Linked DNA regions of Mus musculus: region 1 is linked to region 2. The links are chromatin loops, found by intact Hi-C in ENCODE. Cell type or tissue: heart. All regions are shown on one strand. Each heading gives the region's core, and the rest is flanking DNA. Links, peaks and the distances in the headings are about the cores only.

Region 1 (10,847 bases), core at 1,407-9,406, 58 kb before region 2:
AATACATCATGATCTGTGGTTGATTAGGGTTAGTAGACTACATGTTCAGTCTTAATCAATCCTAGGACCACCTCTCTGTTGTGTGGGTTTACCAAAATAGGTATGCAACCATCAACCGTCCAGTTTCTCAACAAACATCAGAATTCTTTGTGGAGGATCCTCTGTGGTTGGAGAACCAACATGACAAGAGGTGACAATGAAAACAATCTGAGCATCTTTTCGAGAGCCTCTGTCCCTACTGAGGAAGTGCTGAGTACCACAGGACCCATTTTGCAGTTCTGTTCAGTTTTTTGCAGGTAACAGTAAGTGGTGGAGACAAGGCGTCTCTCTCTATAGCTCAGCATGTCAGTCTGCTGCAGAAAGGGCTGAGGTGTCAGATAGATTGTCCTTGGCACATGTAATTCAAAAGTACGATAGCAGCAGATCTGTCCTTCGGTGCGTTCCAAAAGTGACTCTATAGGAACTTACACCTGTCCCACCACTCGAAGGTAGAATAGAACTTTTAGGAGTTCCCAGAATCCTCTTTGCACAAGAGGAGAGACTGAAAGTCAGCAATAAGGGTAGAGGCAGAGCCATAATTCTGCCCTCTGAGCTAATGAGGGTTCACACAGACAGCTGACTCTTTCCACTGTGGGCATAGGCACACTTAACAAGATGTGGCTTTCTATCACCCTGCACCCCAGCATTCCTTCCTCTCTGCCTACTCCCCAGCATGTTCTGTCTAATAGGACTTAGATTGGTGCAGGGTGGGAGGCACTTCATTGTCCAAGCATGTGTTTAGCATGGGTTTAATTCTTCATGCTCCTGTGCCCAGAAAACAAAAGAAACAAACAAAATAAATAGGATTAAAAAAATTAGAGATGGTCTAAGCATGCTATTTTGCAGTCAGCTATAATTCCATAAAATGAAATACAGGACTCATATATCCCCCGAAGCATTGGGGTATCATCCAAATTTAGAGTTCTCTGTGGACCGCAAACGAACCTTGAAGCAAAGGCCTCTCTTTCAGTTAAGGATTATCATTAAGGATATGAGCTGTTGTGAATAATATTGATCAAAACCTATTTAGTTCATGTTTTCATTGTTGCAGAGATTGATTACTGGGATTCGGCTTTTGTTTGGAGTTCCTTCGATTGCAACCTGTGCAAAATGCAATTGCATGCCTGGATGGGGAGAGCCCAACTACTGAAGCATACAGCATTTCCACTGGGTTATCGACACTGCTTAATATTAAAATCTGGATTAATTTAGGCAAGGCATGATTTGAATTTATGAAACATGTTCTACTTTAGCTCTTGAAAGGTCAGGTATCTTCTACATCATCAGAAACAGCCTTAAAGAACATGACTGAGCAATCTTCGACTCCACTTGTCTGACTTGGTAATTCTGTTTTCTCTACATCGTGGAACGTTGCATGAGTTAGCCAGAGTCAAAAGTTCAAACCAGTTTCTTACCCCCTGTTTACAGGTTAATCTGCTCCTATTTCATCAGGCTCAAAGTGATGAAAGCCAATAAACTTGGCTCTCTTTCCCCACAGCTTATTATAAAATCTCAGTGTGATGGTTTGAATGAAAATATACCCTCTTGATTCATAGGGAGTACCATTATTGGAAGTGTGTCCTTGTTGGAGTAGGTGTGGCTTTGTTGGAGTGTGTCACTTGGAGGTAGGCTTTTAGTTTTCAGCAGCTAAAGCCAGGCCTATTGGCTCACTGTCTCTTCCTACTGCCTGATCCAGATGTAGAACTCTCAGCTCCTTCTCTAGTATCATGTCTACCTGTGTGCCACCATGCTTCCCTCCATGACAATAATAGACTAAACCTCTGAACTGTCAGCTAGCCCCAATTATATGCTTTCCTTTATAAGAGTTGCCATGGGCATGATGTCTCTTCAAAACAATAAAATTCTAACTAAGACACTCAACCAACAGACACCTTCTCAGTTATCAATTCATTTACTCAGGAAATGCTGACAATTGGAGTCTTTTAATTAATTATTCCCAATTTCAAAGCAAATGTAGCACACTCAGATGATAGGCAACCTATCTAGAAAAGCAAAGGGTGTTTCGTGGGCTCTTAAACTCACAGTCAGGAGTCTCTTCTCTTGGATGATTCTTCTGACCACCAGTAACACCAACTCTTTTCCTTTCCCCAGCTAGCGTAGTTTAAAGTATTTGAAAGTTTGTATCTCACTGCTCCTGTGGGATCACTCAAGTTACCTTAAGACACTCAAAGACCCAAAGCACACATAGCTGTCTTTTCAGGTACTCTGCAGAATCTTTTAACAATCTCGAGGACAGAAAATCAAATTGTATTTTTATTTTTAAGACAGAAAAGACGTTAATATTCTAAAGCTTTTGTTCCATGGGACAAATGCCATGAAGCTTATACTGTGAAAAAAAAAAGGAAGGCACAAGATCAAGCTCGATTCTTGACTGCACTGGTGTAGGTTTGGAGGGAATGGCAGGGTAGAGATCTAGGCTATGCTTCCCTATGTAAGTCCAGGGTTACCAAGCACTGGAACCAGTACCACACGACCATTAACAGAAGCCACACCAATGGATGGAGTCCCTCTCTACCACTAGCCAAAATCAGAAAAGAATAGTGCCCTAAATATCATCCATGCTATTTTTATTATTTATGGGGAGTGTATGTGGGGGATGTATGCATGCATTTGGGAGAGGGGTACACGTGCACCCATGTGGAAGCCAGAGCAGAGATTCTATGTTCATCCCCTATCACTATCGTATTACTTTGAGGCACGATCTCCCCCTGAGTCTGAAGCCTCCCCTCCCCCCAGCTAGGCTGGAAGTCTGTAACCTCCTGTCTCTACACCCCGCGGTGTTGGAGGTCACCACGGTCATACATGATTTGTCAAGTAGACATTGAAATCCAAACTCTGGCCCTCATGCTTGCCTAGCAAGGCCTTTTAATTCTCAAGCCATCTGTTCACCACCTTATCCGTGTTTCAACCACGTGTAAAGAAAGGAAGGGAGAACACAAGGAGGCTACAAGAAAACTGCATCTCAAGACATGACCTACAATGTCAGATGCTGTAGGAAGAACAGATTCTCCTCTACATTCAGGACAAGGAGGCAGCAGATGGCTTCAGCTAGTGGCGAGTCTATAAAGTGTCTTGGGTAGAAATTAAATCATGACTGAAGAGTGTCAGGGAAGGGACAGAATGGATACAACAAATGCTGTTACTTCCTTTACCAAGTTTGACTCTAACAAGGAAGCAAGGTCAAAGAATATAAAAGTGTATGGTGGGGGGAATGAAGGGGTTGTTTGGTTTAATTTTGTTTTTTTTTTTTTGGTGTGCAACATTTTTTATTTGGTTAATTTATTTATTTTGTTTTAATTTTTTTGTTCTTAATTTTTGGAGACAGAGAAATGGCATGAACTTGGCTGTGTAGAGAGGAAATGGACCTGGAAGGAGTTGGAAACAGGAAAAAATATACAGTCTAAGTATTTTGATAATATTTTAAAGTAAAGCAGAAGAATATTTAAAAGTAAATTAACAAAAAATGTTTTAAGTGATTGTTTTCTACACAAACTTATTTTTTTTTTTTTTTTTTTTTTTTTTTTTTTTTTTTTTTTTAGATCTCCCATGCTCATGGATTGGCAGGATCAACATTGTAAAAATGGCTATCTTGCCAAAAGCAATCTACAGATTCAATGCAATCCCCATCAAAATTCCAACTCAATTCTTCAACGAATTGGAAGGAGCAATTTGCAAATTTGTCTGGAATAACAAAAAACCTAGGATAGCAAAAAGTCTTCTCAAGGATAAAAGAACTTCTGGCGGAATCACCATGCCAGACCTAAAGCTTTACTACAGAGCAATTGTGATAAAAACTGCATGGTACTGGTATAGAGACAGACAAGTAGACCAATGGAATAGAATTGAAGATCCAGAAATGAACCCACACACCTATGGTCACTTGATCTTCGACAAGGGAGCTAAAACCATCCAGTGGAAGAAAGACAGCATTTTCAACAATTGGTGCTGGCACAACTGGTTGTTATCGTGTAGAAGAATGCGAATCGATCCATACTTATCTCCTTGTACTAAGGTTTAATTTTGAAGATTGGGAGTGGTTGCCCTGCCGCCGTCCCCCATCCCATGTACACTGAAGATGAAAAGGCAAAAGTTGGGCTGGAGAGTGCTCTTCCGAAGGTCCTGAGTTCAAATCCCAGCAACCATATGGTGGTTCACAACCATCCATAATGAGATCTGACTCCCTCTTCTGGAGTGTCTGAAGGCAGCTACAGTGTACTTACAAACAATAAATAAATAAATCTTAAATAAGTAAATAAATAAATAAAATAATAATTAATAAAAGAAAAGAAAAGGCAAAAGTTGCAGGAAATGGAAGAAATCAAGTGGCAAACAAAAGCACCAACAAGAACTCAGAACCAAAAAATGAAATAAAAGTACAGGGACATGACTAATCCAAAAGTAGGGAGAAGACTTGTATTATAGCTATAAGGGAGAAAGAAATCAGAGGGAAGAGGAGTGGTGGCCAGGGCTAAGAGGCCAAGAGACCAGTGTAGCCAAAATGGAACTTTGCAGAGAAGAGGCCATCTACTGAATATGAGGGGAGGTGTGTTTTGCCCAGAATTTGAGGCCTCATACAAAGGTCTGCACATAGGTGTTGAGAACAGGAGGTAATTGATAGTCTGGCTAATGAGTGGTTGAGATGATAAGCAATTGTGTCCAAACTGAACAGAGAAGGAAGTCAAGACCAGGGGAACCTGGCAGAGGTACCACCACAAAGGGTCCCTGAGGGATTCCTCAGGGTACTTAGCCATGCAGGCAGCTTCACACTCAAGAGACAACTTTGTTGTCTTTGAGTCTTAGGCACCCCCTGGTGGCGGCTCTGAGAACTAGTTGGTCCAATCCTCTCTCCAGACACACACTCTGTGTTCACTGTCCGTTATTAATTTCTCTTTAGATCATCCATCTCCTTCTCATTCGGTCTTTTAACTTGAGGTCTCTCCTCTCTTTTTTTGTTGCCCAGCTACCCCAGCTCTCTCTCTGTCTCTCTCTCTATCTCTCTCTCTCTCCCTCTCTCTCTCTCTCGCGCGCGCAATCCTTTACAAAACCAGTCTCAACCGTAATAAGCATGGAGAGTCATAGAACACACAGCTTGCAGGGAAGAAGGGCAAGGAAGCATCTCAGAGTTACAGGAAAGAGGCCCGCATTGTGAATGACTTACAAACTAATTTTGCAATTGTAACAAAACTAACATTTTAATTTCTAACCTTAGAAGCATTTTGCTATTAATTTTTTTTATTGCAAAGTATGTGATTTCTGCCTCCACATAGATTGAGTAGCCTTTTGAAGAAGTGGACTAGAGGTGTTTATGATATTGTCCAAGAGGACTTTTGGGCTACAACCTGTTTGCCTGCTAAGGGTATGGGACAATCCTGATGCTTGTCTAGAGTTCCTTAAAGGTCACAATAAGCATCCGAGGAATAATTCTTCATAGGTCAGAAAGAATGGCAAATGTCTCACAAGGTCAACCGCCATCTTTTGGCTCCCACTTCCTCTTGCAAACCAGGCTATTTTGGGATTTTTTTTCCCATTCCCCGTGCTCTAGTCCTTCCCAACCCTGACATTATTTGTATCGCTTCAGTGGCATTTTTTTTTTTAACTCAGGAAAACTTAAAAGTTCCAAGACTTCAGAACAGCCTTATTATTTGATATTGTGCATCTTGTCTGGGAAAAACTCCAAACACCGATTTGCCATTTTAAGCCATCCCTTTGCAATTCCCACTATCGTCAGCAACAGCCCTATATTATTGGCTTATTATTGATTCTCCCCCCACCTCCTTTCCCTTTACATAAGTCAACTAGAACATTCTAATCTCTTCTCTCATTAAGTTTTCTTGGTCCTCCCATTTGCTGAAGCCCAGTATTGTTTTAGCTTTTTGATTTTCAGAGAAAACACTTGCCTGCATAAATCACACTTGGCTCATTATCAAACCCAACATCTTGTCACTCCAAATTGTGACTCTTCACACTCTTGCTTCTTCACCCTTAAGTCACCCCATGGCCACACCGAGATCTCCTTGGTCCCTCCCTCTCAGCCCCCTCGCCATTTCCCCACAGCTTCTGTCCCAAGGCCCTGCTGCAGATCCAGTCAGCTCTCCCAGCACACTTGCTCTCCTGCCAGCCAAGCTCCTTGCTACCCTCCGTCTCCATGGTGAATCACACGCTCTTGTCTTGGGAGGGCAGGACACACCTCCCAGGCGAGGGTACCCAAGCACTGCTTCCTTAACTCCCCCAACAGTGAAAGATGAGCCTCAGTGTCTTCACTTCACAAACGAAGAAACTGGATTTCCTAGAGGTTCAGGCTCCTAGCTCTGGAATCCAGGGACAGAAAGTGACCTGCACTGTAATGGGTAAATGAAGTCCTCAAATGGCAAAGACTCCTTGTTCAATCTGTTTAGCATCAAGGAGCAACCTCAAGCCCAATGGTTTTTGAGAGGTGAGACTTGTAAGAGAGACGAATAAATGCAAGCATCTTCCTTCGCAGTTTCTAATCTAGTTACGGCGTTATAGGGAACATGGCAGATACACGGTGGCAAATAAAGCCTTGATGTATTGGAGAGGAGGGCTTGGAAGGAAAGCAAGCCCGGCTGCTCTCTCACCCTGGCTAGCATTGCTTGGTCATAGGATGCTTCTTAATATAAAACTCCCTCTTGTCTGACACTTCCTTCTGGCCCATTCCGCCCCCCCCCCCAAATCAGAACAATACACTGTTAGGGGGAAAGGCGTTGCAATTCCTGGGCTCCTTTCCAATTCTACAGCACTATTTACTTTTCCTAACGACAGGATAATTATTGCTGGATATTACTCTGGGATTTTTCCATATGTCCTTTAGTTTGGTATGCAACAATCCAAAGCTGCCTTTGAGTGTTTCCTGTTCACCTCACTCTACCACTTTGCCTTTGGTTTCCACTTTTATGATGACCCAAAACTTCACTTGCCTAATCAATACTTCACTGGGCCATGGCTGCTGGTGACTTCTCCGCTTTGACAAAGACTCCTTGGAAACAGCCTTTGTCACTTGCAGCCGGCACATTTTAAGCAAGTTCTTGCTATGTTCATCACTTTGGCAAGCAAGGACAAGTTCAAGGAAATTAGAGGCCAAACTTGACAGAGCATTGGGTACAGCTGCTGGCCCAGCTGTGCGGTGATTCTCAACGGGTCCATTACCTCTCGAACACAGCGACTCAGCACAGCTTCCCAAGTCCAGCACTCCTGTCCGCCTAATATATTTGGTAACAGCCATTATTTCAGAAATGAATGCATCCGTGTATTTATAGCAAATCACATGCCTCCTCTATCAACAATTAAAGAGATTAGGATTCTGCAGCTATGTTTCTCTAATTAGGACAAGATGGAAGATGTCGTCCATAGAATGCTGCAGTTTGGCCAAGGTTTCTTTCCTAACAAGAGTGCCATGCTTCATTTCAGCAGTCGGACATCCGGCTTCCTAGAGCCTCCTTCTTCCCTCGCTTGTGCGCGGGACTCTCTTCTCCCTCTGTCCCATGAAATTTTCAGGCAGGGGATCCCATTTCTGATTGGCCCTTCAAATTTCCCCTACTCCCTTCCAGCCAGCCACACGATGGGTTCAATGGGCTGTTTTAAGGCTTGTTTTGAAATGTCTTGTACACGGCATCACGGGGCCACTAATTTCAGTCGGTGACATTAGTTCCCCAGAGCCTTGGTGTATGTTACGTGCTCGCACTTAAACGGTCCTCCCCTCTGAACAAAAGCTTGATCTCAGTGTCTGGGCCATAAATTCCATCTCGCCTCTCTCCTGCTCTTGCATTATTTAAGCAATCTTCTCTGCGAGCTGGCTTGAGAATTTCCCTCACAGCAAGGATCTGCAGGCGCTGGAAGCTCTGCTCTAACGGGAATGTGGGCTCCGTGAGAGTCCCACCCATTCACGGTCTCGATAATAAAATATGATAATCTAATTTGGTAAAAATAAACTATGAAATCAGAGATTTGAGGCAAGAAACTTTAAAGATGCAATTCAGACTAGCAATCAATGTTCATTCAGCCATTCAGCCTTGCGCCGTCTCAGCTTTCTCCTTGTGCAGATGCTTAAGTGATGCTAAATTAAATAATTGACAAATTTTTAAAACTGCTGGAAATTACCATCTGTACTTAATTTTGGAATATAAAAAGGTCCACAGAAAACACCCTTTATGATTATTTTGTCTAATAACAGATATGAAACAATACAAACATCCCAGTCATAAAATAGAATGTGTTTCAAGCACTCTGGTTTATATATTCAAACACAGTTTTCAAAACAAAAGCTCACAGGGATACGTGAAATACTGTTATAAATACATTTTTTAAAAGTCTAGCAAAATAACTGAGTTATTAATTTAAAATGCACATTTATCCCTCTCACCTCCCACTTCCCTATAAAATATTTTTTAAAAAAAATCAAAACAATAAACAAACAAACAGAACAAATCTCACCCCCGGGCTTCCTATAGACAGTAATGATGAGCATTTCTTTCTCAGGTGCCGCTCCTGGATACACACTGAGCTAAACGGTCCTCTCCCTAGAACTTTATTAGGTGGTGATTGCATTTATGCAGAATTAAGTCTACTCCTACAAATAAACATGCTGGAGCTCCCAGGAAAAATAAAAAAACAGAGAAGAGAAATAAGCCCCTGGACGTGAACACACTGGTAAATACCGACAAACAAACTGACACTTACAACCAGACAGTTCTCCCAGGTCCAGCGCAGCGGTAGCCCTAACGGTACATCCTAGATTTTTTTAATCCATGTTCTGCTCGTCTCACTGATGGGACCATTCAGGCACACGGTCAAGTTGCAATCAGCTTCTCCCTTAGTGATGTATGAGAGCTAGACTGATTTATCTCGTCTTTCTACAGCACATTAGCACTAATGTCTGCGTATGCATCCTACCTTTCTTTAGCCGTTGGCCCGGCTTTATCATTGGTAATCTAAATTAAAGAGCCAGTGAACAGAGCAGGGTTGTTGTCCCCCACCCCTCCCTGTTTTCCATGAAACAATTGCCAGGCAGTCACTCCCAGACAAGAACCCCACTGTTTATTCTGTCAAACCTCTCCTGGATACCATTGAGACTGGAAGTCTGAGTGGCCAGGGGACAGGCCAATGAGGCTCTGGTGGTTCAAAGGTAAATTTACAATTTATGTTCTCCAACAGCAGATGGCCCCAGGAAATCCTAGAGAGAGCTGTCAGCTATGAGTGTTTCAGCTCAGAATTAAAAAAAAAAACAAAAACAAAAAAAAAACCCAATACTATCCACTGAGACAGCAATCAGATGTTCCTCCGACTGTCCTGAGTGAGTTCCAGCTTCAGGGTTTCAGAAAAATCTCTTCCTTTCTCCGTCAATATCCGGTTTACAAGTATAACCTCAAGTGTTTATCTTGATAAGAAATTTGAGCAAGGCTGAAGATCCTATCATCAAATGAATGATTAACCTTGTTGTAACCTGCTGTCAGCAAGCAGCCGACGGAGGAGCCGATGACAGGGCTTAAACCTTAGGCTGCTTGGGCTTCTCTTACAGATGCCTGTAATGCTTTCTTGGTCTCTCCAAATATTTGGGAAACAGAAACATATCAGAGTATGTTTTTCATGCAAAAGTTTTTGATCTCTTTAACATGTTGCTGTCCCAGCGGGTATCTCAAAGCCTTTAAGACCAGATCCACAATGATTATTGAAAGAACAGAAGGCCTTTATTCTTCTTTTAGGCAGCAAGACTACAGAACAGCTGCGAGCAATAGGATTTAGTAGAGACTAACTACAGACGCAACGTCTCTATTTTGGAGAAAACATGTTTGTTTTCATCATTTTTAAACAAGTTTTTGCATTCTTAATTTTGAGTTTTAAAATAAAGAAATTATAGGGTTGGAGAGTTGGATGGCTCAGCAGTTAAGATCACTTCCAGAAGAACCAGGTTCAATTCCCGGCACCTACACAGCAGCTCACCATCATCTGTAACTTCAGTCCCAGAGGATCTCAGATCCTCCCCGAAGCCTCTGTGGGCACCAGGCAGGCAATGTGGTGGAAAGACACAAATGCAGGCAAAACATCCACACACATAAAGCAAAAAACAATTGTTTAAATTAACAAACTGTAACATACCCATTCCTCTGAAAGCATAAAACATAGGCCTACCATTTCTGTTAAGATTTATCTGAGTTTTAATCATGAGGATGGGATGCATCTATGTGCATGTACTGAAGGTGGCCAGAGTCATCCGATTCCCTGGAACTGGGGTTACAGGCAGTCGGGAGCAACTTGCTGTGAGGTGCTGGGAACCGAGCTTGGGTCCTCTGGAAGAGCAGTACATGATCTTAACCACTGAGCCATCTCACTGGTCCCCAAACTTGTTATTTTTCTATAGATAGCTTTATCATATTCTCCAAGTCTCTACTCCTTAGCATTTACATTACCTGTGAATTTACTTCCCTCCCTCCCTCTTTGGGGAAAAATTTGGAAATTGAACCAAGAGCCAAGTGTATGTTGTAATTTTTTTAATAATAAACAAATGTCTTATTCACACCTCAAAAAAGTAAAAAAAAAAAAAAAAAAAAAGGCAGGGAGGGAGGGCCAGTCTCACAAATAAATACCACTATAAAAATTTCATCTCAAAGTTTCTGCTTCTCAACTTTCACTACAAATTCATATTAGTTTAAGTAAGACTTGGGTGGACTTCTTCAGGACTATCTAGGCTTGGGTTAAACTTTGGGAAATGTGTATTGTCTTCTACATTCTAGAACAGATTTACTCTGCACGGTGCCACAACCAACCAGAGACAT
Region 2 (10,847 bases), core at 1,129-9,128:
CTTAGGGAAAAATTATCAAATAAATCACATCCGAACTTTCTCCTAAGCGTTGGGATTAATAGATTACTCAGCACACAGGTTGAAAGGCAAGATAAATGTGGGAGAATCTAAAAGAGACAGTTCCCCGGCATCCATACTACTGTCTCTCTAGATTTTCACAGGTCAAAATTCAAAGCTTGAACATCTCTGCCTGTCACTGAACATGTCTGTCTCTACATGTGACATGACATTTCTTTAAAGCCTGTTCATGGGCTACAGGTAGGCTCATATTGCCATGCTTATCGCACAGGGAATCTTGACAACAGTGTCTGTCTATTCTGTTGGCCTGCAGATTGCTCACTAAGGGCAAATGAGGGGGGGAAACGTGTTTTCAGTGCCACAGAGAATGAAGAATGCAGTCAGACCTTCTTGGGAACAGGAACAGCGGTGAGCAAATACCCTGGTGTGTATTAGCTTTGAGGACCTTTCAAACTAAAGGTTTGAAAACTAAAGAGTGCAGTGCCCTGGAAGGCCAGAAGGTGGCGTAAGATCCCCAGGACAAGACCTCTGCATGGATGGAAGTGGAATGCTGTCCCATGACGCAGTACCGTTCTGATCGTGATGTCTCTTTGGCCCGTGTTATTTGAACACAGCATGACTAGAAACAAACGCTTAATCTCTCCTGGGTGTTCCGATTGATGACAGAGGCTGAGCGAGATGCCTGGGATCAGAAGAGTTTCCATTTTTTAAGACTGTGGGATATTTGCATTACACACACACACACACACACACACACACACAAAATCGGGAGATACTTTGCAGGAGGAACCTCTCTCTAAACACACAATCACTTCTATGTCACATTTCCTTATGCACATTCTGAAAATAACTTCATGCAATATTCCAAACAAATGTGTACACACACTAAGCTGTGTTTTGTATATACATGTGTGTGCACACGTGGAGACCAGAGACAGGATCCTTTGAGACAGGGCCTCTCACTGATTTCAGCACTCACCAACTGGCTAGGCTGGCTGGCTAGCCATCTCCTGGGACCCACCTGCCTCCATCCCTCCCAGTTCCTGGAACCTACCAATGGTGTGGCCATGCCTGGGGGACTGGAGAGCTGAACTCAGTCCTAGTGCTTCTCTGGCAGGTATTTTATCGACCAAGTGATCACTCCATTCCCTGAACTGTGTCTGAATTACCTGTCATATCGGATCAGACGTAGAAAATTCCATTCCTAGCACTCAAAAGTTTCAGAATTTGAAGCCTGTAGGATTTTTGAGGTTAGGACTGTTATTACAGTGGTCCGCACTATCATCATTGTTATCGCTGTCTCAGAAGTTAGACAGATTCAGACTCTAAGATGCTCAGTATCTTATCCAAAACAGGCAGAGGGAGAACTGAGACTAGAAACTACTCAGTCTCTTTACCTCGCTGCAGACTTCCTGTTCCTGCCGATGCATTATTTGACAATACATCTGTAGACCGAGGGCTCTCAGGTAGTCATTCTGTGGGGAAAGTTCCGAGTGAACCTGGGTAGAGTCCAGCTCCCCGCTGGGCCTGCCTTCTGACTCCCTGACTTACCTAGGGCTGTTAACGCTTTGATAAAACACTACAGCCCAAAGCAACTTGGGAAGAAAAGGCTGTCTTTCACTCATAAAATCCTTATAACCATTCATCATGGAAACCAATCATGGCAGGAACTCAAACAGGGCAGGAGCTGTTGCAGAGGCCATGGAGGGCTGCTGCTCACTGACTTGCTCCTAATGGCTTGTTCAGCCTGCTTTCTTATAAAACCCAGGACCACCAGCCCAGGAGTGATCCCGCTCAGAACTGGCTGGGTCCTCCGGACATGAATCACTAATTAAGAAAATGCCCTACAGGCTGTCTACAGCCCCATCTTATGAGGCTTTTACTCCAGAGTTCTCTCCTATCAGGCGACTGCAGCCCGTGTCAAGTTGGCATACAATTATTCCACACAGTCCCTGTCCACATGTATACCTCAGTCTGCATGTACCAGTTTCTAAACCTGCCTGAGTCTTTGCCACACAAAACTACAGCCATCTTAGATGCTGGGACCAAACCAAAGGATGCCAACCAGCCTGTGGTGACAGGCACCAAACAAGAGGCAAAGGAGGTCCACACAGAGACAAGAGTCAGGCAGAGCTGATGTGGAAGGGGCCTGAACCTTGGCAGATCTAGATTACACTGCCTCCATGGCTTTGGCTCCTCTCAGACCTCTGTGAAATGGTCACAATGCCTTTAACAAGATCAGCAGCTGGAGAGATGGCTCAACAGTTAAGAGCACTGGCTGAGTTCCTGAGTTCAGTTCCCAGCAAGCACATGGTGGTTCATGACCATCTATAAAGGGACCTCATGATCTCTTCTGGCATGCAGGTGTACATGCAGATAGATCACTTGTATACATTAAATAAATAAATAAATGTTTAAAAAAGATTAATAGCAGAACACATCTTAAACATTTCTGTATTGGGGGGGAAAGCTACCGTGATACATATACCATAGCATGCCCGACGAGGTCATTGTGAGAAATTATAAGAGTTGGTTCTCTTTTTCTAGCGTGTGGGCTTCAGGACTTGAACTGAAGTCACCAGGCTTGGTGGCAGTCACCTTTACTGGCTGAGTCAGCTTGCCAGAATTAAATAGATAAAAAATAATACAATATAATTCCTAACTCAGTCACATCGCCACGCATGTATAGGTTTTCTACACTTCTAAAAAGCAAATTATATTTTTGCCTTTATTTAAACAACAGAGAACCTCTATAGTCGTGTTGTATTAAGCTTCATCTAATGATGGCTTTCAACACTTAAATTCCAAGTTTCTCTGTCCCCCAGTCTGGATGTCAAGTGGTTTGAATGATCTGCAAAACACTTGAGCTCTCTGGGGGAGCTTGTATTCAAAGAAACCCTCCTGACAATCCTGCTGTAAATCAAAGAATCCTTTTGTACTGCGACTAATCACCTCTTAATTTATCTGCTTTGTGCATCTGCATTGTGGCGTTCTCACATCTTAAAGCAGACATTCTCGCCAGAGCTGTCTCACATGTGTTCATACGGACACTGTGAAGTGGTCACGGTGGTAAGAAGGCCAGGGTTACATGTCACAATGTACGATCATGGTCCACTGAAACCTGGCCTGCGCAGATGATCTGGGGACATGAGCTGTGTCTGTGATGAACTCATGGAAAATGAAAAATTATCCTGTGATTCTGAAGAGTTATCAGACCTGTTAGCTATTCAGAATTTATTCATTTCTGTGTCATTGAGTCAAGAGTTAACAATCTTATTTGTGTTAGGTTATCTTTACGTGTATAGGTAGACTCAGAAGCATAAGTTCTTTAAAAGCTGATGTTTTTACAGGGTTCATTTCCAGCCTATACTTGCCACTAGGTTTCAAAGCTCTTGCATTTTGCTTCCTGAGCTTGAATTTGCTCCTGGAATTTATTGAGTTCTCTAAGCGTTTTTAAGTAATCAAATCAAATGGAACCCAATTTCAGAGTCTGTCAAGGCATCCAACTGCACGTGTGTCAAAAGGATTTACTGCCAAGCAGGAAGGCAAGATACTTCTAAGTCAAATGTGTTTTCTGGCAAGCGGCAACGGCAAGGCCGGTTCCTTTCAGAGCGTGTCCCTGGAATCGGCTTGTCGGGCAGCCGATGGACATCAGGCAAGCTCGCTGGGGCTGGCTTGCAGAGCACGGCCTGGCACGGGCATTTCTAACCAGTGCAGAGCTGAACTGGCCAGCACTGTGTCACCCGGACAAAGAATACTCAACAACAAAACTACATGTAGGGTGAGTTGTGCAGAATGCCAAGTCAACTAAATATCCATTCCTAATGAATAGCTCAGCCCCAGCCAGAGCTCCGGCGGGAGTCAGCAGTGACACCATCTGCAACCAGCTTGCCACCTTTTACGTTTTCTGGGCTTCGTAAAACTGTTCAGAAATGTGTTCAAGTAGTGTCTCCCAAAAATGGTGATGTCACTGAAAGGAAAGCGAACAGAGTGTGTGGCCAAGTGAAAGAATCAGGGAGAGGAAGCGGGGGAGAGGGAGGGAGGGAGGGAAGGAAACACACAGAGGGGGGGGAGCGAAAGAGGGAGAGAGGGAGGGAAGGAGGGTGGGGAGAAAGGGAGAGAGAGCTGTACTTCAAATTTAATAATCAAAACTGCAATGAACAAAGGCATCTGTGTTGTAAAAGCAAAGGCAGGGATGACTAAAGGTTTTCTATTTGACCTTAGAGAGAAAAACAGCAAGAGGTCTTTTTTTCAAAACCAGAGTAAAAATTGCCAGATAATGGCACAATGACAGATGAGGGGGTGGAATGAAGTGGAGACCAAGGCCAAGTGCAGCCCAGAATCTCTGCTCCAGTGAAATGGCTGAACAAAATTTAAACTCCTGCAGTTTCAAAATACTGGGCTGCAGTTCCTGGTTTTCATGTTCTAACACTGCCCTCTTGTGACCATTGCTAGCATTGCAGGTATGGGAGCCAACAGCTCTCCAGTCTAGGCAATCAACTTTTTATTAGTTAGCAGAAAACACCGGGACCCTGCTCATTCAAAGCTTTGTACTAAGTGCTTTATATACAGCGAGTAGGACCCACTAGCCTCAGTTCATAGCGTATCTAACTGTGCATAGCCATACCCAACCCAGCTGCTGGGTTTGTATCAAATAAAGATAACAGTGAGTGTTACAGGCTTTAGTGACATCATAAAGCACCATTCTCTATTTTGAAACATGAAAGTCAGTCAGTCTTTAGGAATTGATATGATTGGAGATTTCCCTTAGTTTAGGTGTTTCCAGAATTGCTAAAAAAGCATACATGTTTCTAGGATTTAAATATTTGTTATACCATAAATTCTCCTCACCTATAAAATCTGCAGGGAAAAGCAAGGCCTTGTGTACACACACACACACACACACACACACACACACACACACAGAGAGAGAGAGAGAGAGAGAGAGTTGAGTGCTGTTGTCTAATATAGTAGGTATATATGCCTACTTTAAGGTTTACTATCATCATCATAATCACCACCACCATCATCATCACTATTGCTATTATTTGTGTGTATTGTTTTGAGGGTAAGATGTCCCTGGAGATGCAGACAAAGTGTCACTGGGGAACTGGAGAGACTACTCCTAAACAAGATGCCTGTTGCCAAGCAGAAACCTACATGAACATGTCATGTCGGACACCATTAGACATGGATGCTGCCTGTAGGCACACCCCCTTGTTGGCTGGTCAAAGTTCTGTAAGATAGCAAAAAGAAGGGCCAAGGCCAGAAGGCTGTCTGAGAAGCTGGGAGACATGTCTCTGATGTGAGTGCACATTGCAGCGAGCTTGGTGGTGAGGAAAAATAAGCATGGAATAAAAACACGAAGATAGGCGTGAGGGTTTGCAGGTCTCTAAAAGCTCCAGGGCACAAGGAGTTGCGGCTCTGCATTTCCCAGGATGCTGAGGACAAACACGGTTGTTACAAAGTAGCAATGCGGGAACTGGGAACAAGAGCATCAGGTCTTGGGGAAGGTCTCTTGGTGGGAGGTGCTCCTGCTATCCAGAGGCTTACTCTCTCCCAGTCAGGTTGCTCTGGAAGCCTTCAGCTTGGGGGGTCTTAGCTGCCCAGAAATCAAGGCCACATAAGCAGGATGTGGCTCTGGGGTCCATCAGAAGTAGGAAGAATGTAACTGCTTGAGAAATGAGCTATGCAGATCTCAATGGGATTTTGTGTCATTTGGAGACAGAGGTATGTGCGTTTCTGAGTTTGAGGCCAGCCTTGTCTTCTATACAGTAAGTCTCGGGCCAAGCAGGGCTATTGAGTAAGACCTATCTCACCAACTAGTTCTGGCTGCTGACAGTGGGCCGGACCCCTGTGCTGGGGAGGTAAGCCATCCCTAGGCCTGAAGCCCAGTGGGCCCCATCCTCACCACACAGCGAAGGCCTGACACTGGCAGGCCCACTCACTCCCTGAATCATTTTCATACTTCTCTACAATGTGGGATCGGTGGATTTCTTTACTGTGATCTTAGGCATCCCGGTGGGCAGATCCCCTGGATACTAGTGAGACACCTTTGGACACTTCAATAGGCCACCACGCATGTTGACTAACTGATGGAAAAGGAAAGACTCAGGGATGACAGGGGGTCCCAGTGGTCTCTAGCTCTTCAGCTTTGCCACTCCATCATCCTAAGGAGACCATGACTTCTCTGTGGACGAGCATGACGAAGCATACCTGGGCCAACCTATGGGTGGGCTCAAGCCACACACACACACACACACACACACACACACACACACACACACATACACGGTGTTCCTAAGCTCCTGGCACAATGTGAGTGATGGAAAAGGAAATAGCATATAGAATGGTCGGAAGGTAATAGGAGTTTATGAGGCAAATAGAATATTTATATATGCATTCTTAACCTCCTGGTGCCTCATGAAATAGGGTAACTTTTTCAGAAAAAGAAAAAGTATCAAGTCGATAAAACCCAATAAATCTATAGCACAAAAAATACTATGCCTGCCTCTTCAGGGGCACCACCACCCACTCCTTCATCCGAGTCAGGATCCTTTCTTTCTCCCAGCTGCCCACACAACACATCGACATCCCTTCTAACAGTTACGCCTCTACCCTGTAACCTACCGTTGTCCGTTTTCTTCCCTTGTCCATCCCACTTCACCGCTTGGGTGTGCTATGGAATGGAGAACCACGCTGATTTAACCGCACATCGCAAAATCTAAGAGGTGGTCAAGGATGAGTGGGTGGGTGTGTTGGTGAAGGCTTGGGACTATGAGCCTGCATCACAGGCAGAAGACAGGATCGGCTTCTCCCCACAACTGTGATGCCAGCTGGCCTCACTTCTATCCTTCCCTCTCCCCAGCCTTCGGGCACCATTGTTGGCAAGGACATAAGCCCCAGAGTCACAAGGAACTGGCTGCCCCACCTGACCCGCATGAGCACTGGGAAAAAATGAGTCAGCGCTTCCAAGAGATCACAGGTCTTGCGCAGGGCATGGCCACTGCGATGCTTGTAGGATGCTCTGTGCACAGCCGCCTGTAGGAGGCACTCCTACGCCAGAAGCCTTTCTTGCTCTGCTCAGTTCTGGCCCAGAAAGCATCTAATGTCCCCCACACAGGGGTAAAACTGGGGTGCATTTGAGAGCTTGACACTGTATCCTTTCTGACTTGGTGAGAAGACAGACAGAGGGTCCCAGAGAAAGAAAATGGAGACGCAGGCTAGCTAAGGAAGGCTGCTCTCTCCTCTCCTCTCCGGTGACTGGACCCTGAGCACAGCTCTGCGCTATCCTCTCCCAATCTGCTTCAATCTCTTGTAACTGTTTTTTCTTTCTCTTTCTTCACTTCCTACCTCCAACTCTACTCACTCTTTCTCGTGTGTGGGCAACAGGAAGAATTCAAACTTTGAACTACGTCAGATTTAAATTTAAATTTAGTTGATCTGCATCTGGATGGGCCTGGAGGGTTAGAACCGCTGTCATGGAGCCTCATATCCAAGCCTACGAATACACCAGCATATAAGTGCCTACAGATGAAGCCAGTCCCTGTATATAGGCATAAGGATATAGTGCTATGATAGATGTTCTAGGCCAACCTGGTCAAACACTAGATTTCTCATAAAGGGTTTTTGGATGTGATTAATGTCATAGTGAATAAAATTTAAATTTATTCATTTTCATGTCTCATTTGGGGCATGCACACATGCCATGGGACACACGTGGAGGTTAGAGGACAACTCTATAGAGTCTATTGCATCCTTCCTCCTTCTGCATACGCCCCAGGTGAGTTGGGACTGTGTTTTTTGCTTGATTGGTTGTTTGGGGGACTGCTTTTGTTTTGATTTTGGTTTTTGGGTTTTCCACACAAGGTGTAGCCCTGGCTGTCCTGGAACTCACTCTGTAGACCAGGCTGGCCTCGAACTCAGAGATCTGCCTGGCTCTACCTCCGAAGTGCTGGAATTAAAGGCGTGCGCCACCATGCCCGGATGTGGAGAGAGCTGTGTTTGAGGGACCTCTGTCAGCCACTTTCCCCTGCATCTCTGCAGCTCCCAGGAGGCTGATGGGGACAACTTCTAATACAAAGAAAAGTCACCAGGCAATGTAGAGAAGACTCCCAGAGAGACACAAGAGACACCCTTCCTGGTGCTCACACCTCGTACAGCAGTGACAAAACTGTCTGTCACACTGCAGTGGCACTGTTTGCACTTCCCAAGAGGCTGGCAGCTCCTGACCCAGCAGCCATTTCATCCCTGTCCTGACTGTTCCAACCCTTCACACCAAGCTTATGTCACACGAGACTCTCAGTGTGTGTTTGTCGTGACTAAACTAAGGAATTCAATGGACACTTAACTGTGGGGGAAGTAGGTTTGAAAATATGTCTCTAAAATGTGGTAGACAAGGTCATGAATTTGAGAAGGAGCTGGGAGGGTACAAGGAGGTGGAGCAGGAGATAGAGGGCTGGTAATGGTGTAAATACAGTACTCATATATGAAATCCTCAGGAAAAACAAATCTTACTAAAGACAACAGTAATGATACGCCCTAGCTTTATTTGATTTGATTTTGCATGTGATATGTTACTGAGGATTGAACCTGGGGCCTCACACATGCTAGGCAAGTATCTCACCACTGACCTACACACCCAGCACATTTCTGTTTTAATGACAGGGTAGATTACCTGGTGACTGCTGGTCTCAGACACTTTAACATCCAAAGACCCAGCCAGGACAGCATACCAGTTGGTTCCAATATCCCCTTGGCGAAACACTGAAAGAGAAACAGTGATGTCAGCACACCGTGTACAGGTTTGATGACTGCAACCTGATAGATCCCCACTGGCCATGGCAAGCTTGGCTTATTCTCACCCTTCTTTGATCCATTCCAACAAGAATACAACATGGCTTTCCTCAAAGCCATCCACCCACAAAGCTTATCCGATAGATTCAACATTCTAGGAAGCAGATACCCATCAATAGAATGCCTCCAGACACTGATCTGTAATAACTGATCACCCTGACTGCAGGAAGATCCATTGGCTCAACGTCATCACTCCAAGGTGGATCTCTGTGAGTCTGAGGCCACTATGTTTACATAGTGAGTTCTGGGGGAGCCAGCACCACACAAAACATGGACTGTCATAATTCACTAACATCCTGTGGTCCTCATCCTAAATACACTTCACTATGCTGTGATTCTTGGAAAACGATGACTCTAAACAGGAGAAAGGCTTATTGGACTTGCTACGTTATGCCACCCAACTTCAGGGGTCGACATCAAAACCACCGTGGTGGCCCACAGTGCCAGCACTCAGGCTGAGGTGAGAGGACCATGAATCTGTGGCCAGCCCAATAGTTAGCAAAACTAAGTCAGGAAGTTAGTTAATTAAATGAATGGATCTAATGTCGTTTCTAGAGTAACACGTTTCCTTTTAAACCTACCAAAGGATTGCTTCTTTTTCTTTGTTTATAAAAAAATTATAAAGACTGAGCCCTCAGTTTTCGTGTTTGTTTTCTGCATCCTCTGCACGTGGCCATGATCCACACCATTGCTGAACCTAAATTGTCTCTGAGTTTGTAATCTCAGAGAGAAACCATTTAGATCTTCAGGACAAACACTAGCTCCAGTATTATGCTAATAGTAGACTTTGCTACGTCATCGGTAGGGCTGGGGCGAAGGCTCAGCAGCTGAGAGCGCTTGCTGCCCTTCCAAAGGATGAGCCCATTTCCCAGCTCCATAGTTGGAGAACTAACATGAAACTCCTGCTCCAGGGGATGCGACCCCCTCCTCTGACCTCAGTGGGCACTGGCACTCGTGTAGCAGACATTCACACAGATACACACACATATGTACACACACACACACACATGAATACAAATAAAATAAACCTTTTCTTTTAAAAAAGGAGAGAAAAAGAAAATCATTCTCTGAAACTCTTGCTCCAAAATCTCTACAAACCAACTCTCCTGTTGGCTAAGGAACCACATGGAATGACCTGATTTTTTTTTTTTAATGTTTGTACTCAGAGATCAAGCAAATGGCTTGCTGAAAATCGAAGTCCTGCTCAGAGGGTGAGCAGGGGCCTGGCAGGGCTGGTGTATAATGCCTAAGACACAGCTTCTGGGGACCACAGGTGAGGGTATGCTCTGAGCCTGATCAGTGGGTGTGTTATGGAGAGCCATGGACATCCATGCCAGGACAGAGATGGAGTAAGAATATGTGTCTCTCACTCTGTGTGAGTGTGTGTGAGTGTGTGTGTGTGTGTGTGTGTGTGTGTGTGTGTGTGTGTGTATGAGTGACTGTGTGTGTGCATGCATGCACACATATGCCTGCAGAGGTCAGGAGAGAATCTCAGATCCCCAGGAGCTGGAATTACATGGATTGTGAGTGGTCCCAAGTGGATGCTTGAAACCTAACCTTCCAAAGAGCCACCTAACCTTGTCCCTGTGTGAAGAAACTTTTCAAACCAGAAACATGACCATGTGTGTGTGTGAACCTGGGAAAACATTTCAACAGGCACATACTAAATATTATTAGTCATCTCTAGGTCTGGGGATGACAGGTAACTTTTGTTGTTAATTTCCCAAATTACTCTACAATGATACTGTCCCTTCCCCACCCAGAGCACACAAGCACGTGCTCTCACCCAACCAGACTAGTCTTGACACAAGTTCACACTCTTATTCTCAGGCCTGGTCCAAAAGCTCCGGCCCTAGCCCCGCTGGCATGGTGAAGATTGTTCTAATCAAGCCAGGGGCTAGACTTCAGCCATAGGGTACAACTCTGGCCAGTGACACAACACAGGAAGTCTGCTGGGGAACTGAGAGGGAACA

What was found. A loop is a pair of places that touch in the nucleus more often than their neighbours do. Peaks named below come from ENCODE experiments on the same cell type or tissue, not always from the same donor. Only the 100,000 strongest peaks of a DNase experiment are listed, where the experiment ranks them.
Region 1: a loop joins it to region 2, with 5 times the contacts of the local background. A loop is called at or near these places in 6 of 42 quality-filtered maps.

Annotation. Positions count from the first base shown.
Region 1 is chr2:72,090,549-72,101,395 of GRCm38, reverse strand. All of the region lies in intron 4 of Rapgef4 (Rap guanine nucleotide exchange factor (GEF) 4), which reads right to left. Among named protein-coding and RNA genes, the nearest start is that of Gm29940, 41 kb to the right of the region's middle. In heart, for the core only: a CTCF peak has its summit at 4,879 (motif pointing left); a DNase peak (open chromatin) is centred at 4,865.
Region 2 is chr2:72,031,968-72,042,814 of GRCm38, reverse strand. Rapgef4 (Rap guanine nucleotide exchange factor (GEF) 4) reads right to left here. Exons shown (of 31, transcript NM_001204165.1): 3 at 8,696-8,784. Among named protein-coding and RNA genes, the nearest start is that of Gm52555, 16 kb to the right of the region's middle. In heart, for the core only: CTCF peaks have their summits at 4,475 (motif pointing left) and 7,067 (motif pointing right); DNase peaks (open chromatin) are centred at 3,794 and 4,414; H3K27ac peaks cover 847 bases; H3K27me3 peaks cover 879 bases.